Linked DNA regions of Homo sapiens: region 1 is linked to region 2. Evidence: chromatin loops called from intact Hi-C (ENCODE). Cell type or tissue: Panc1. All regions are shown on one strand. Links, peaks and the distances in the headings refer to the core of each region. The heading gives the core; the rest is flanking DNA. Region 1 overlaps IPO9 (importin 9). Region 2 has its middle 3.5 kb from the start of GPR37L1.

Region 1 (2,911 bases), core at 276-2,775, 240 kb before region 2:
AGACAGATGGCAATTTGATCTTCCTTTTTTAGAAAAAAAAAAAAAAATGGGGAAAAGGGATTTTTTTTAAATCCACCTGACCCAACTATATTTAATATGCCTCTCCCACACATTACCACAGAGTCTGATATTCAAAGGTTATCCCCTTTCCCTCAGGAAGCCTCTAAAGTGCTTAAGTTGTAGCCCTCAAATTTGCAACATGTATTTTTCTAGGACAGTAAAGTAATCTTTACAAATGAATTTAGTTGCATGGTATAAGGTGTCTCAGCACCTGTTTGCCTTCTATTCCCTTTAGAAGGTAAGTAAAAGTAATGGGGGAAAGGATTAGGTGGAGCCTGTCTAAACATTCTAGTGTGTCTTGGCAAACATAGCCTGAAATGATTCTTAAAGAACTGGCATTGTTTAATCAAATATTTTTAAGGGAGATTCCTTAATTGGGAAGTTTAGTCTGTTTGGGGTTCAAAGAGTAAATGAGGATTAGAAAATCATGGAGAGAGGCTGGGCGCGGTGGCTAACGCCTGTAATCCTAGCACTTTGGGAGGCTGAGATGGGCGGATCACTTGAGATCAGGAGTTTGAGGCTAGCCTGGCCAACACAGTGAAACCTGCATTTCTACTAAAAATACAAAAATTAGCTGGGCATGGTGGTGCATGCCTGTAATCCCAGTTAACTTGAGATGCTGAGGCAGGAGAATCGCTTGAACTTGGGAAGCAGAGGTTGCAGTGAACCGATATCACACCGTTGCATTCCAAGGCAAGACTCAATCACACACACACACACACACACACACAAATCATGGGGAGAAAGATGAAACCTGTGTTCCCCTTTTTTTGGTAGTGCCCACATCTGGTGCCCCATTTTTAATAACCACAGGATATTTCTTTAGATTGATATTCTCACAAAGAAGAAATAGAATATAGGCTGGGCGTGGTGTGTCACACCTGTAATCCCAGCACTTACGGAGGCCGAAGCCAGCGGATCACCAGAGGTCAGGAGTTCGAGACCAGCCTGACCAACATGATGAAACCCTGTCTCTACTAAAAATACAAAAATTAGCCAGGCATGGTGGCATGCACTTGTAATCCCAGCTACTCGGGAGGCTGAGACAGGAGAATCGCTTGAACCTGGGAGGCAGAGGTTGCAGTAAGCCAAGATCGCACCATTGCACTACAGCCTGGGCAACAAGAGGAGCGAAACTCTGTCTCAAAAAAAAAAAAGAGAAAGAATATAAAGTGAATCTGAATCTCCACTCAAGGGGATGGCCCCAAGGATATTGTAGCTGGTAATTTCTTCATGCCACTAGGTGTCCCCAGTGTTCAACCTCCATGACTGAGATTGGAAGAAGTAGAGTTAAAAGTTTTTACTACCTTTGAGAAGCCTGCGGGCATGTTCACAGTCGTCCCATGCCAGCCAGGTTCTGAGGCTAACTGCTTGTGCCCCTGCTGCTTCACATGGCATTGTGGGAGTTGCTGATACTGGGGAAATGATGGCAGATCTGACCAAGTGGTGCTGAGAAAACCACCCTCGGCCTTGCAGACTCCATAGTTTATCTCAAGGCAGTGCCAGTCGGATTTGGTGCTAAAGGCATAAGGCCAAGTCAGCCTCTGATATTGGCACAAAAGAATGGTCTCATGCCAGTAGCATTGAACTGCTGAGCTTGGGAAGGCTTAAGGCTCCCACACACAGACTGAGAATGATGGGGGTCCCTCTGCGTCTGCTAATTAGACAAACATTCTATATCTAGTGCCAAAAGTGGTCCTAAATCCTTTGGCAAGGGTCCTTTCTGCTCTCATGCTGATTTGGGGGAGGACTGGGCATCCTGCCTCAGGAGAACTTGAGTCCTGAGGAAAGGGCCCTAGTAACACTTAAGGGCTACCCCTGGCTAACAGATACTCGGCTGTGGGTGAGAGCAGAAGGTCTTGGACCCCTCGATGTGCAGGTACTTAATTGTGTTTCCAGTGCATTTTCATATACATTATCCCATTTAACCTTTATAACAGGTTCACAGAGTGGATATTCCCATTCTGTTGATGAGAAAAAGAGTGGAGAGACTGTGTCCAGTGTCAGCAGGAAGAAAAAAGATCTGTTGGAGGCCAGTACATGTTGACAGAAACTCTAGACCATATTTTGTCTCCTGTCTTTGGCCAAAGAGAACTAGCTTCAGTCTGAAAAGGGCAGGGCTAAGTGGTTACAAGGAACTAAAAAGTTCAAGGTAAGACAAATGAGGTAAAAATAAAAAAGAGCACTTAGCTGCTCTGAGACATTTTAGTCTCCTGACTGGTAAACAGCAGCTGGGGCACCAAGGGGCTCCCAGGAGTTTGTCGAGCTTTTATTGGAGTGAACTGAAAGGAAAATGGAAGGAATGCTATAAGACTGAAAAGAAGTTAAAGCCCTAGGAAGGAAGCTGATAACACAAGTTACAGACGTATATGTGACATTGATTTGGGAGAATGAACCTACAACAAATGACCCAAAAGCACCTAAATAAGAGTGACGAGAGTTTAACAGACATTCATTATGGACTTCAGAGAAAATGATGCTAAACTGGTCTTAGAATCTTCTTTAATTTTGTTAACTAGGTAAATAATCTGGACATTTTAGTCAAAGCATTAGACAGACAGAGAAGTTGGTAACTGACCACTAACTAACAAACTATAAATTCACCCATTGTGGGTTGACCTGGTAAGTTCCCCCAGGGCTGTGTCCTTGGCCCCTCCTTTGATATTAGTGACAGATGACTTTTTTTATGCCTTACCCATTCCACAAAAGAATTTGAAGCCATTTACACAAGAGATAGTACTAGTAAATTAGGAGTGCTGATCAAATTTTTAGATAATAAGAAACCCTTAGGAAGGATGACAATTTAGAATCCAAATTTAGGATCCAAACAAATACCATTACAAACTATAAA
Region 2 (2,911 bases), core at 148-2,647:
GTTGCCCAGGCTGGTCTTGAACTCCTGAGCTCAAGATAGCCTCCTGCCTCGGCGTCCCAAAGTGCTGGGAGGGGACAGCCACCACACCCAGCATTTAATCCTAATCTTCACAACAAGCCTGTTATTATCTTCACGTTGCAGATGAGGCAACCGAGGGACAGAGGTTACATACTTGACCAAAGTCACATACACAGTTAGTAAGTGGCAGGGCCAGGAATTAAATCCAGGCAGTCTGATTCCAGAGTGTGCTCTTGGCTGGAGAATGCATGGCACATGGAATCTGCTCAGTACAACATTCGCTCATTTTTTTCATGGGTGGCACTTCCACACCAGCTCAGATGCCCTCAGTGCCACCTCAGTGCTTCCCTCCCACCCGGTTCCAACTAAGTACCTTTTCTTTTCTTTTTTTTGAGACGGAATCTCGCTCTGTAGCCCAGGCTGGAGTGCAGTGGCACAATCTCGGCTCTCTGCAACCTCTGCCTCCCAGGCTCAAGCGATTCTTCTGCCTCAGCCTCCTGAGTAGCTGGGATTACAGGCGTGTACCACCACACCCAGCTAATTTTTGTATTTTTAGTAGAGACGGGGTTTCACCATGTTGGTCAGGCTGGTCTTGAACTCCTGACCTCGTGATCCGCCCACCTCCACCTCCCAAAGTGCTGGGATTACAGGCGTGAGCCACCGCGCCCGGCCCCAGCTAAGTACCTTTTCTGTAGCCAGCACTGGGGAAACTCCCAGGGAGAGGAATGGGGAATTCCTGGGATCATGGAGAGACACTCCCAAGGGCTAGGAAAGCCTTCCATCTCTGCCTGGCATGCTTCTGAATAGGGGAGATGGCTCCAGCTTGTCCAGAGAGAGGAATCTTCCTAAAGTAGAACTACAGGTAGGAGAAAAGTACTTTTGGGGGACCCATGCTGGGCACCCTCCAGGGGGGTGGAGGGGAAGAGTAGGCACATCCCCCATCCCTTTAGTCTCAGCCCCTGGGAACCCACCCTGTCCCCTATCATCTCTTTTCAGATGGCCTTCTCAGACAGCCACAGAAGGTCTGTGGGCAGGACCTGGGCAGAGTGGGATGGGTTAAGATCCGATGGGGTGAAGGGCTGAGGCCAGGCCCTTAACTACCATCACTGGACATTTGGTTCCACCTAGTGGCCTCTGATGTTCCAACCGTTCTCACAGAGACCGGCACAAGGGGGTGCCCTTTCAGGCATTCAGTGTTTATTGAGCACCTACTCTGTGTGAGGCCAAATGTGAGGTTTGATGGAGGCATATCCATGAGCATAAAGAGGCTGGGCACGGTAGCTCACGCCTGTAATCCCACCATTTTGGGAGGCTGAGGTGGGTGGATTGCTTGAGCTCAGGAGGTCTAGACCAGCCTAGGTGATACAGGCAGACCCTATGTCTACCAAAAAAAACACAAAAGGCTGGGCATGGTGGCATGTGCCTGTGGGCCCAGCTACTTGGGAGGCTGAGGTGGGAGGATCAGTTGAGCCCAGGAGGAGTTGAGGCTGCAGTGAGCCTAGATCCTGCCACTGCACTCCAATCTGGGTGACAGAGCGAGACCCTGTCTCTGAAATAAAATAAAATAAAATAAAATAAAATAAAATAAAATAAAATAAGAAGCAGAAGGTCAGGCAGGGTGTGTGCACCTGTAGTCCTAGCTACTCTGGAGGCTGAGGTGGAAGGATTGCTTGATCCCAGGAGTTCAAGTCTGCAGTGAGTATGATCATGTCACTGTGCTCTAGCCTGGGCAATAGAGCAGGACTCTGTCTCTGAATTTTTTTTTTTTTAAAGAGCAGAGAACTAACATTTATTCTGCTCACACGTACCAGCCCTGGGCTTGGGTCCATACTGTATTGGCACGTGCCTGTGGAGCACTGAGGATCCCACAGCAGAGACAGGACTGCCAAGTGCCTGGCCTGGTCACTTGGCTTCTCTGGACTTCCGTTTCCACTCCTGAAAAATAAGAAGGTTGGTGTAGATTATCTCTAGCATCTCTTCCTATGTTAGAATTCTGTGAAGTCACACAAAGGAGTGGTTAAGAGTTTCAGCTTTGGGCTGGGTGAGGTGGCTCACACCTGTATTCCCAGAACTTTGGGAGGCTGAGGCGGGTAAATCACTCGAGCTCAGGAGTTTGAGATCAGCCTGGGCAACATGGCAAAAAGCCTGTCTCTACTAAAAATACAAAAATTAGTCAGGTGTGGTGGTGCACATCTGTGGTCCCAGCTACTCTGGAGGCTGAGGTGGGAAGATTGTTTGAGCCTGGGAGGCTGAGGTTGCCGTGAGCCAAGATCATGCCACTGCACTCCAGCCAGGGCAACAGAGCCAGACCCTGTCTCAAAAAAAAAAGAGTTTTAGCTTTGGAGTTGGACAAACCTACATTTGGATCCCAGCTGTCATTCACTAGCTGTGTGTTCTTAGGAAAGTTGCCTTACCTTTCAGAGTCTAGGGTAATAATATAAAGATTAAGTGACAATTATAGCAAGCATTTAGCACAGAGTGTGGCACTTGGTGAGTGGTGATGCTGCAGATGATGGATGATTCTAGTTACCCAAATCCCCAAATAGCACACCTCTCATCTCCTCTCCTCTCCCCTCCCCTCCCCTCCCCCAACTTCCTTTCCTTTTCTCTTTCTTTTTTGATGGAATCTTGCTCTGTCGCCCAGGCTGGAGTACATTGGCCGCAATCTCAGCTCACTGCAACCTCCGCCTTCCGGGTTCAAGTGATTCTCCTGCCTCAGCCTTCTAAATAGCTGGGATTACAGGTGCCTGCCACCACGCGTGGCTAATTTTTTTTTTTTTGTATTTTTAGTAGAGACGGGGGTTTCACCATGTTGGTCAGGCTGGTCTTGAACTCCTGACCTTGTGATCTGCCCACCTCAGCCTCCCAAAGTGCTGGGATTACACACATGAGC

Evidence for each region. A loop is a pair of places that touch in the nucleus more often than their neighbours do. Peaks named below come from ENCODE experiments on the same cell type or tissue, not always from the same donor. Only the 100,000 strongest peaks of a DNase experiment are listed, where the experiment ranks them.
Region 1: a loop joins it to region 2, with 4 times the contacts of the local background. A loop is called at or near these places in 14 of 110 quality-filtered maps.

What each region holds. Positions count from the first base shown.
Region 1 is chr1:201,876,723-201,879,633 of GRCh38, forward strand. IPO9 (importin 9) reads left to right here. Exons shown (of 24, transcript NM_018085.5): 24 at 1-2,911. Among named protein-coding and RNA genes, the nearest start is that of SHISA4, 11 kb to the right of the region's middle. In Panc1, for the core only: CTCF peaks have their summits at 1,308 (motif pointing right) and 1,585; no DNase peak of the experiment used is centred there.
Region 2 is chr1:202,117,998-202,120,908 of GRCh38, forward strand. No RefSeq gene overlaps it. Among named protein-coding and RNA genes, the nearest start is that of GPR37L1, 3.5 kb to the right of the region's middle. RefSeq lists an enhancer at 204-889 and a cis regulatory region at 785-1,352. In Panc1, for the core only: CTCF peaks have their summits at 1,180 (motif pointing left) and 1,398; DNase peaks (open chromatin) are centred at 862 and 1,134; H3K27ac peaks cover 908 bases.